2 separate regions of the Mus musculus genome follow, and region 1 is linked to region 2. A link is a loop called in an ENCODE intact Hi-C map of the cell type or tissue named here. Cell type or tissue: heart. All regions are shown on one strand. Links, peaks and the distances in the headings refer to the core of each region. The heading gives the core; the rest is flanking DNA. Region 1 has its middle 16 kb from the start of Gm12295. Region 2 overlaps Myocd (myocardin).

Region 1 (5,381 bases), core at 304-5,303, 94 kb after region 2:
GGCTCTGCGCTTGGTCCACCAGCCCTCAACCTGTCCCTACCTGGCTTATTGAGTAATAGATCCAGACAGCTTTGGCTCCTCCCTCTTCCATAAATATTCTAGCTATGAGAGGCATTCACACATTTTTCTTTCGGTTATCACCAAGTCTTATGGCTACTTGACTTTTCTGCAGTAAAAAACAAATAGAACATTTGGATGAAGCCAGGTCTGCTACAAACGAAAACAATTTTTTTCTCTTCCCTTGAATGTTTTTCTAGTGACTCCTTCTGGAATGTTATTTTGAACTTGCAAAGGTTCTTAAAAAAAAAACAAACAAACTGTGTATTTCTTTTAAGCATCCCCTGAGAAAGTCAGATTTAAACTTAGCAAAAGCACTGGCTTTTTAAAAGCACTTTCTTAAAATAGTGGCTGTCAATCTTGGTGGGAAATCTTTAGGTGCCCCTAATGGCCAGAAATAGAAATGTTAATGGAAATGCCATTTGCAAAGACAGTGGTAAGGGACCCAGTCAGAAAACACAGGAAGCTACAAGTTCTTCCAGAGTCATTCTGAGCCCTAGACAGGGAAAAATAAAAAATGAAAACAAAACCAAAAAACCCACAGAAGAGAATAAGGGAGCAGAGGATTCTAATACTGCGTACAGGGGCCAGCCCCTAAGCGTGTGCATTAAAATATCACTGAAGGCATGGCTACTCTCTAGCCCTTAGTGGGGCAGCCTTATCTTTCAAAGATTCCAGATGCTATTAAATGAACCAATCCTGGTAGATCTGGTGAGCTTTGACTTGGGTGTATTATTATATGGCTCCTTCTTTTCCCTGGCAAAAGTGATCAAATTTGCATATAAGTTGTTAAAACCATTGTATATGTAAGCGACAGAGACCATCTAGCTTTGTGGTCCAGATGACAGAGTGGGGACCAGTCAACACGCATTGGCTACTAGTATGAGCTTCACTCATGGGAGATGTGCTGTTGTTAGAGAGGTAGAGATGGGGTTCAAGGCCCCTCCCAAATGGAGTTGTTCCTTTTATCCTACCGGCTGTGCTCTTTCAAGCTGGGGCAGAACGCTGGCTTCTGGAGGTAGCCCCATTCCTTAGTCAGGGCTGATGGGTAGAGAGCTCAGCACTGGACACACCAAAAACCTTCTACCTGAAGGAAAAGATGTAACTGGTTCTGCTTTCTCCCTGAGAACATCATAGATGTGGGATCTGGATGGCCAGGAGATGTAGTGTGACTAGAACGTCAAGAGACCCATCTTTAGGACAGAAGAGCTCAACCTCAGTGCTCTCTCTCTCTCTCTCTCTCCCTAACAGCTGTGATTTTGGGTGACCCTGGTACTCAATGTTAGTGGGAAGGGTAGGGCTGAACTGACAAATCTCAAGTCAGATATAGGGTAGAGGCAGTGGCAGCATACACCTTTAATCCTTAGTGCTCAGGAGGCAGAGACAGGCAGATTTTTTTTTTTGTTTGTTTTTTTTGTTTTTGGTTTTTTGTTTTGTTCAAGGCCAGCCTGATCTATAGAATAAGTTCCAGGACAGCTAGGGCTACACAGAGAAACTCTGTCTTGAAACATTAAAAACAAAAAACAGACAAACAAACGAAAGACCAAATTGGGTGGGTCATCTAAATCTCTGAGGATAGGCAGTTTTGAACACATACACACACACACACACACACACACACACACCCCTAAATTGAAAAATCTAGAGCCAGCTGAAGAACTGTAAAATAGCTTCCTGCCCTGCCTACAGTTTCTTTCTAAGGTGACTCTGAAAATATTTTCAGGGTCTCCCTTTTAAAACCTAACACAGGCAGCTCCTCTTCTCTGCAAGGGTTCTCCTGCCTTGCAGTTCAGGCTGTCTTTGGAACTTCCTTCAGTACGTATCTTTGGAGAGTACTTCTGAGTGAGGTTTCTGGGACAGCCGGTGAAGAAGGAAGGCACCCTCTCATTCTTATAGAATGTTTTAGTTGACAGAATTTATACACATGGTATTTTGAAACACTTGCATGTGTCCAATGGCTTAATTCCTCTCACAGCATGCACTGATTTCTGTGGAGAGAGGACTGTGGGCCTACACTCAGTAATCTTAGGTACAATGCGCCATTGTCTGTATTGTGTACCACGAATCTCTTGAACTTTTTCTTCTCTCTCCTCTCACAGACATCTCTCCAAATCTCTTAGCCCTGCTTCCACCATCCCTTCTGTTTTGATGAATCTGCCATCTTTAGATCCCATGTAGCCATGAGCACATTGCACAATTTATTTTAGCAGGTCAGGATGACTTCACGAAACTGCTGTCCTCAGGTTCATCCCATGGCTGCAAATGAAAGAATTTCTTTCTCTCTCATGGCTGAACTTCGTTTTTATAGAGATTCAGTTCAGGGGACTGGGTGAATCAGGGGCCCAGGCATATCACATCACAGTCAATCTGTCAAGACCTGTTTGGGAAAACCCAGACAACAGACGAGCTTAAGGCCTAGATAGGGGGAAACTTTAAAAAGTATAAACTCTGTTTGTTTCACAACTCGTATTTATTTGTGTGTAGCCATGCACACGCACTGTGACATGCTGGTGCAGGTCAGAGGACAACTTGCTGGTTCTCCACTCTGTGGGTCCTGAGAATTAAATTCAGCTCATTAGTTATGGCAGTCAGTGCTCTGACTCCCTGGGCCATCTTGCTTGCCCTCTATCCCATAACTTCTAATGAGTAAAAATTAATAAAGGGAGTTTTGATGCAAGAAATAAAAAACAAATCTCAGTTAGTCATCCCAGCCAACAGGTCTGTTTCTGTGTTTTATCTCTACCCATCTATTTTTTTTCCCATTCATTTCAGCAATACTCACGCACAGTAGGCACTTTCCACACTATGCAGGGTGTGGATACAAGGGGTCTTCCATATGTATTGAGTTAGGGCCATTTGTCCCTCAATCTCCTTTCATGCATTTCAGGTCCCTCTTAAGCCACAGAGCATAGGGCCCACTTAAGATGCCATCTAGCTAGCTGCCATTTGGTCTCACCAGATGCTCTGTCCCTGGTTGACATTGTTCAGCAGCTCTCATGCCTGTGTCACTTCCCCTGAGAAACAGGAGAGATAAGGCAGGCTCTCGTGTATTTGCTTGGCTCTGAGCGGACTGTACAGCACCATTTGGGAACCCTCTTCTCTTATCACTGTCAAGGGTGTCAGCTGTCCAGAAAACTGCGAGCAGAAAATAACATTGAGATAGGCTAAATGCACAGGGCCACCATGAACCCTGTTAGAGGGGGTGGGGGGGAGGGTGCAGCACCCTCTGCTGTCACAGAGTAGGCAGAAATTCACCCTGTTCTGCACTTTCTCTTGAGTGTTGTCATTGCAAAGCCAGAAGGACCCACATTCTGAATACACACTTAGAGAGCTCAGCTCCTGTCCCTTATTGCTCATAAAGGAGATGGATCTCGTTTTGTGCTAATGAGCACCAGAAAGGGGCAGCAATGCATATTTTGGGAACCTTGTGTCCCTCATACATTCCTTGAGGCCCTGGCTTGAGAAAGGAGTCCTCCTCAAGGTCACTCCTTTGAAGGTCATATGTACATCTTTGTTTGCAACTCCACTTCCTGGACTGTTGGCACCTATAGAATTTTTTCTTTTTTTTTGGAAGTTTCTTCCTCTATATCTTGGCAGGCTCTGTCCCCAGTTCCATTCCGCAGGGTCTTCTTGACACTTTTATTTATTGCTGCCCACCCTTACAACCCTACGAATTCCTGCCGTCCAGTGTGGTCCACACTGCACCTGCATGCTGCTAAGCACTGAGCATGTCCAGTGCTGTGCAAACAAGGGAGTCAAATATGAAAAGTTTTGAACTGCAGTTCGTACAAATGTCAAGACCACAGCATTGTCCTGTGGAGGGATTTGCTTGATCATTTCACAGATCTTTGACTATTTAACACTCAAACTCAGATATGCTGAAATTAAAATTTTACTCTTTAAAGTGATTGTGTGTGTGTGTGTATTCGAATGTGTGTGTTTGAGTGAACCCTGGCTATCCTCCCATCTCTGTCTTCCTAATGCTTAGATTGACAAAAACACCCACACATCACCACGTCCAGATTTTTATGTGGTGCAGGGGTCAAGTCAGGGCCTTCATGCTTACATAATGACACTTAACTGACTGAGCTATCTTACCATCTGTCTTAGTCAGGGTTTCTATTCCTGTACAAAACATCATGGGCAAGAAGCAAGTTGGGGAGGAAAGGGTTTATTCAGCTTACACTTCCACATTGCTGTTCATCACCAAAGGAAGTCGGGACAGGAAGTCACACAGGGCAGGAACTTGGAGGCAGGAGTGGATACAGAAGCCATGAAGGATTGTTGCTTACTGGATTGTTTCACCTGGCTTGCTCAGATTGCTTTCTTATAGAACCCAGGACTACCAGCCCAGGGATGCCACCACCTACAATGGCTAGACCCTCCCACCATGATCACTAATTGAGAAAATGCCTTACAGCTGGATCTCATGAAGGTATATCCTCAAGGGAGCCTCCTTTCTGTGTGATAACTCCAGCTTGTATCAAGTTGACACACCAAAGCAGCCAGTACAATTGACCCCTTGTCAACTTGACATACAAACGTATCACTATTAACCCTCAACCCTTATTTTCTTATTCATCCTCAAGGTCTAAATAACTTTAAAAGTCCCACAGTCTTTACAAATGCTTACATATTAAAATTTCAATCCCTTTAAAATATCCAATCTTTTTTGAAGTTCAAAGTCTTTTTACAGTTCCAAGTCTCTTAACTGTGAGCTCCACTAAAATACTTTCTTACTTACTTCAAGAGGGAAAACTATCAGGGCACAGTCACAATCAAAAGCAAAATCAAATTCTTACTGTCCAATGTCTGGGTTCTACTCATGATCTTCTGGCCTCCTCCAAGGGCTTGGGTCACTTCTCCAGCCCTGCCCCTTTGTAGCACACACCTTGTCTTCTAGGCTCCAGCCGCCTGTACTCCACTGCTGCTGCTGTTCTTGGTGATCACCTCATGGTACCGGCATCTCCAAAACACTGTCTTCCATTGCAACTAGGTTTCAACAATAGCCTCTCATACATTGGCTCTCTTCATGGTGCCAAGCCTCAACTCCTTTGCATGACCCCTTCAGTCCTGGGCCATCAATTGCAAGTAAGGCTGCACTTTCACCAATGGCCTTCCATGGCTTCTCATAATGTCAAGCCTCAGCTGTTCTTCATGACTCCTTTATGGCTTCAAAGCCAGTACCATCTGGTTGACTCTTACACATTACCCAGTCCAGCCATAGCACAAGATACAACCTTGACTATCTCTGGAACACAGCCTCTTTGTGCTCTCAGAAAACACTTCCCAGAAGATTTCACCTTAATAATGCTAGTCTCTTC
Region 2 (5,381 bases), core at 122-5,121:
TTTATCCCTGTTGAAATCCACCTGGGAGACCACAGCATGCCTCTGAGGTCTGCTGGCTCACGCCCTGAGCCGATGCTGCACACCTGCATGTGATCCTACCAGCCCCTCAGGAGCACCGTATTCTCTGCCCACCAGAACACCCCGAGAAGCTCATTGTCTCATGCCTCTTCCCATTTCTTTCATGATGAAGGGATTGGGTCTTCTTTATGTGGTCTGATGTTTCATGTGACAAAGAGGTGTCCATAACTTAACTAGAATATGGCATCCCGAATGTGCAAAAATTAGGGAGAAATGAACTGAATTGTGAAATTGTCCCACATTCTAACATGTGGATAGGAATGTTAGAAGAATCAGGGAGAAAGAAGAAGAATGGTGGGTTTTTTGTTTTGTTTTGTTTTGTTTTTGTTTTTTTGTATCCTACAATGATGCAATTATGTGTAATGGAAGGAATAGAAGAGGAGGAGGAAGAAGAGAAGGAGCAGGAAGAGGAGGACAAAGGGAGCATGAGAGACAGAGAGACCGAGAGAGGGGGAGGGGGAGGGGGAAGAGGAAGGGAGAGGAGGGCGCAGATTTCTCTAACAGAGCCAACTAGAATAAAGCAGATTTGTGAGCTTTCAAACAGCCATGGGGAGCCAAGCATTTTCTCCACTCTGGCTGGTGAGGATATGGAAAGTTCTGTTTTCTACAACTGTTTCATGACAGAACTGGGAGTGGATTCCCAGCCTTTGGACCCCCAGAGTCACTTTACAGAAGAAGGTGGCTAAACCAACCACCCTCCCTGTTAGCCACGAAGCCCTTGGGAGGAGCCACTTGTTATTTAAGGGAGAATCATCAGCCTGCCTCGGTTGGAGGGTGGAGAACACACTAGGGAAGCAAAGGATCTGCCTCGGTACACATACACTGAAGATGCCCCCATTGACCTGACGCACTGCCCGCTGGCAAGTGGTGACCTCAAGCCAGGTCACTAGAATAAGGGAATAGATGGTATCAGCTTGCTGTCTATAGGTTCCACATTCTTGGCATTGACTAGGACCGACAAAATTGCTTCTGTTCTGAACATCTACAGGCGTTGTTTTTGCTATTACCCCCTTCCCCTTGCAGTACATATAGCATTACACAGTGTTTGTGTGGAATTAAGCATGGCAGCTAGTAGATAGGTGATTGACATAAAGGGAGAATGAGCGTGGATCATGTGCGAATAGTATTTCGTTTCACAGGAGGGACTCGAGAATCCCGAGCATGTCATCTGTGAGGGATCCTGGCACTAAGCCCCTGTGGGTATGGAGGAACAACTTTCTGTAATCAGTTCTATTTTTTCCCCTAAAGTCTGAAGGGAGCAGGTCCTCAGCTATTTCTTCCACTTGCACCTTTCACACTTCAAGAGGGGCAGAGGTGATCAGATAAGATATGGTAAAGAGGCTGAAAGTAGGGAGAGAGGTTGTGTGTGTATCTCCCTGGGATAATAAGAGAATCTGTCAAAGAAATGTGGCCTGGAGAGTGTCCACAGCAGTTAGACAGAAGAGCTGGTGATGTAAAGTTGTCTAAGAACTCCCGGAGAGGAGGGGGCTTGGGTGGAACCTGAAATGACTGTCAGCTATGGGCAGGACAACAGAAGGGTGCAGGGACTTGGATGGTGGTGGAGAGAGGAAGAGACACAAGAGGGACCGATAAACAGAATTGGTGTAGTGAGGGAAAGAAGAAACTCTACTAGCTAGAGGAGAGAATTATTCTAGAATCCACATCCTATACCATCAAACCTACCAACTCAGAGTTTCCCCGCTTAAGCCACAAGTCACAAGTACATGAAACAGAGCACTCAGAACTTGTTCACATCCACACAAAGGAGCAGGGTGAGTGCCACAGCCCCAGATGGTATGGATGTCTGGTACCCAGACAACATGATGTGGCCAGCTCAGATTCTGCCAACAGGTACATTTGAGGACCACTAAGGACTGTGCCATCATATGGGCCACCCCAGTTTCATCACCTTCAGGGTTGCAAGTTGTTTGGGTTTGTCACTCTCTGGGCAGAAGAGGAAGGGAGGGACAGGGAGCCTTCACACAGCAATTCTTCAGGCTTACAGAGGAATCCCTCAGAGCTGCCGCCGCCACCACCACCACCACCACCACCACCACCACCACCACCACCACCACCACCACCTACTTTCACAAGACGCTTAAGGCCCTCATGGGTTCTAGAGTTGGAAACACTTGGGGCACTTTTCTTTTCTTGGTTCTATTACTTCAGAGGGCCTCAGTTTCCCCCTCTGTAAAGTGGGAATAATGAATGGACCTACCACTCTAGGTTTCAGGAAATAATATCCCCACAGCACCGAGTCACGGCCTGACGTGAACTTTTCAGTCATGTCTAGCTATTCTGGTGGCTGATACTGTTTTTGTTTAGAAGCATCTGCCATTCTCAAGTTTACCATTATCAAAAACAAAAGGACCACCCCGGAAGCAGTTTATTTTGTGGTCAGCCTCTTAAAGGCCCAGTGCAACTCCACGGTGAGGAAACTCTTTTGTCCAGAGAGGCTCATTCTGGGAAAACAAGGAGTCAGCTTTCCTAGGGTAAGGAGAAACTTTGTTCAGGGCAGGCCACCCTCTTTGCTGGTTCAAGCCACGCTGCTGCAGAGAGGGACACAGGTCACCTTCTGGTCACCTTATCTGTGTCCCTGTGGAACATTCACATTGATTGCACTGCATTGTGACCCTGGGCCTCTGCTCCAATCTCCCACGACAAGAGGCTGGCTGGGAGCTGCTGGAGAGCAGAGTGCTGGCTATTGTCCCTCCAGACACGTCAGGCAGTGTGATGACAAGGACCTGCTCTGAGAAGCCCTGACATCATCCTCCGGCTATGCCCACAGGACTGGCTCTTGGCACTGCCCCCTTGGGACCTCAACTCCCCCATTCCCTGGAAGTGATTAGATGAATGAGTCAGCTGTACTTTCCTGTGTACGCACGTTTAACATTCCAAGATTAAATGAGATAATTGGAGGCCTAGTTACTCTCTCCCTAGAACCTGCACCCAGGGCTATGAAGGAAGGGTCGGGCGCAATGGGAGAGGGCACCGCCTGATGTTCTACCTCCAAGTTAGTGTCCTGAAGGGCAGGGGAGCTGTTTTTATTTGGGGACAGACTGACTGACCATCCCTAACATTCTTCAGAATGAAAATGAAGCAATATCTGTTTTCCAAGGGTGAGTGCCACAGGTCATTCACATAGATGTAGATGTTGTTTAATCTTGCCTGTTGTCAAGGAGACTTGATGAGATCCAACAATATACTATAGTCTATGGCCTGGTGGTTCCTCTACTTGAGAGAACTCAACTTCTCTCAAAGGACATCAGTAGTCTTCATTATAAAATGGATGTGAACTGGTACCCAGGGTTCCCTTTCCTCAGATCTGTGACACCTCAGAAACTCCTCTTGTGTCTCTTGACCAGATCTTCATAAATCAGAAGTGCTAGCTACTATGTATATGTATTACGTGTCAGTTCTAGAGGTCAAATACTAGAGTCAAAGAATATTATCCAGTATGAACATGATATACTCCCCTGGTCTCCTTCTTCCCTTATGGGACAGCCACTCAATGTCCCTGTGTCACCTGTCAATACCTCCTGCTACCCCACAGGGATCTTGCAAGATATCCTCAACTCCAACTGCCCATCTCTCAGCAGTACTGAGGTGGGTTCCGCAGGACTGATGGCATTCAGGTCACCAGGCAGCCCTGCAGAATCGGAGGGCCACTTTCTTCCCTCAGCACCCACCCTTTCTCCCCCAAATCTGCCAGCTCCCCCATTTTAGAATCCTACCCTACTTTTCCCAGAGTTTTTCTTCAGAAAAACATTTGACATACATGCCATGGTGGATTTCTTTCCCCTAAGGATCGTTTGTACTTTGGAAGTGATTTCTCATTGTGGAATGGTAGAATTTTGTCCGTGAGAAAGTAAGGCATGCCAAGGCAAACAACCCTACCATCTGGCACAGGGCCATTGTTATTGTATATCTGCCTTTAAAATGCATGATCAGTGTCAAAACTCCTTGGTCTCTGAACATGGACCGGGTTCTGAGTGAGCTGAAGAGGTTGATTTTGAGGTAAAGCCTGTGGGTCACAGACCAAGATATGTTGAATAAAGAGGCCTTCAGATACATGACAGCTGGAAATGGATGGCCTTGGTGGGTCACACATTGGTTTCTATATTTAAAGGTTATGGTGATAAAATGAATTTATTTTTGACAACAGAGCTACATATTCTAAAACACTGGTTGAATGGAAACTGAAGTGCTGACTTAGATGGAAAACCTGGTCCAGTCCAAAGACAAGGTTAGAAACCTTTCAGTTGTAGCTGGAGCTCAGGGTCCTCCCACTCTTTGAGGAATCCAGCTGGGTTTGGTTTGCCTCAAGCCAGGAGTCAAACCTATGGACAAAACCCTGCTTCCTCTGGAGCTAAGGGATACTGGCATCCTGTGAAGAAACTGTTTAATGATCATGTGATTAGAAACTATTTACATGTGAGAAGAACCCAGGGCTCTCAGTACTGAGGAACATCTGAGTAATAACGACCACTCATAAACATAACAAGGCCATTCTGCATTCTGTAGAGAAGTTATCAGTCCCATGAATATCATGTTGGTTATAAGCCATGTCCTGACATGATGAAGTTTTTCACAAAAGGATGATAGGCAACCAGATGTCCTCTGAGTGGTGGCCGCAAGAGCCTGAGCTTTGTCTTCCTGTACAGTATGCCATTCCAGAGAGATGAGAATGAGACCAGCTGGAGTCTCTAAAACCATATTCAGAGAAGACACTCACAAGTCAGGCAGGGGATCAGTAGCTGGCATCCAATAAGAAAGAAAAGTCTGTGGTAGGAAAAGCCCAGGCGGGAAGGCTCACTGTCAAAATGTCCTTGCTTGTGTTAAGAAAGGTTCTAGATCATTCTATCTTAGGCTTTGATTAATCCTGGAGGGAGGGAGACAACGTCCCAGTAGGCCTCTCAAGTCTGGGAGGAACATAGAAACACAGCTGGAGAGAGAACCACAATGTATAAACACAACTGGAACGGCACGTGCACGAAGAAGAGGAAATACACAGAGGCTGTGGGGCTGACAGAAAACACCACACAAGCTCATCCCCGCCTTGCCACAGAGGGAATGTGGTCCCCAGGAGTAATGGGCCAGAGAATGGCTGGGTCATCTCTGCTGCTGTGAGGGCTCTAGCTGCTGTTTCTACAGCTGGACTCCAGGCAGCCTTGTGATATTTCCTAGTGTATGGCCATTTGCTTGTGAGGCCCATAAGCTCAGAAGGGGGCACAGGGATGGAGGGACACGTGTTCTATTGTCTGCTGGCACCCACTTCTGGGATTTTCTTAAACTAAAACAAA

The links. Peaks named below come from ENCODE experiments on the same cell type or tissue, not always from the same donor. Only the 100,000 strongest peaks of a DNase experiment are listed, where the experiment ranks them.
Region 1: a loop joins it to region 2, with 4 times the contacts of the local background. A loop is called at or near these places in 5 of 42 quality-filtered maps.

What each region holds. Positions count from the first base shown.
Region 1 is chr11:65,300,868-65,306,248 of GRCm38, forward strand. No RefSeq gene overlaps it. Among named protein-coding and RNA genes, the nearest start is that of Gm12295, 16 kb to the left of the region's middle. In heart, for the core only: CTCF peaks have their summits at 451 and 3,307 (motif pointing left); a DNase peak (open chromatin) is centred at 3,124; H3K27ac peaks cover 3,268 bases.
Region 2 is chr11:65,206,830-65,212,210 of GRCm38, forward strand. All of the region lies in intron 5 of Myocd (myocardin), which reads right to left. Among named protein-coding and RNA genes, the nearest start is that of Arhgap44, 47 kb to the left of the region's middle. RefSeq lists an enhancer at 2,026-3,628. In heart, for the core only: no CTCF peak of the experiment used is centred there; a DNase peak (open chromatin) is centred at 2,712; H3K27ac peaks cover 4,521 bases.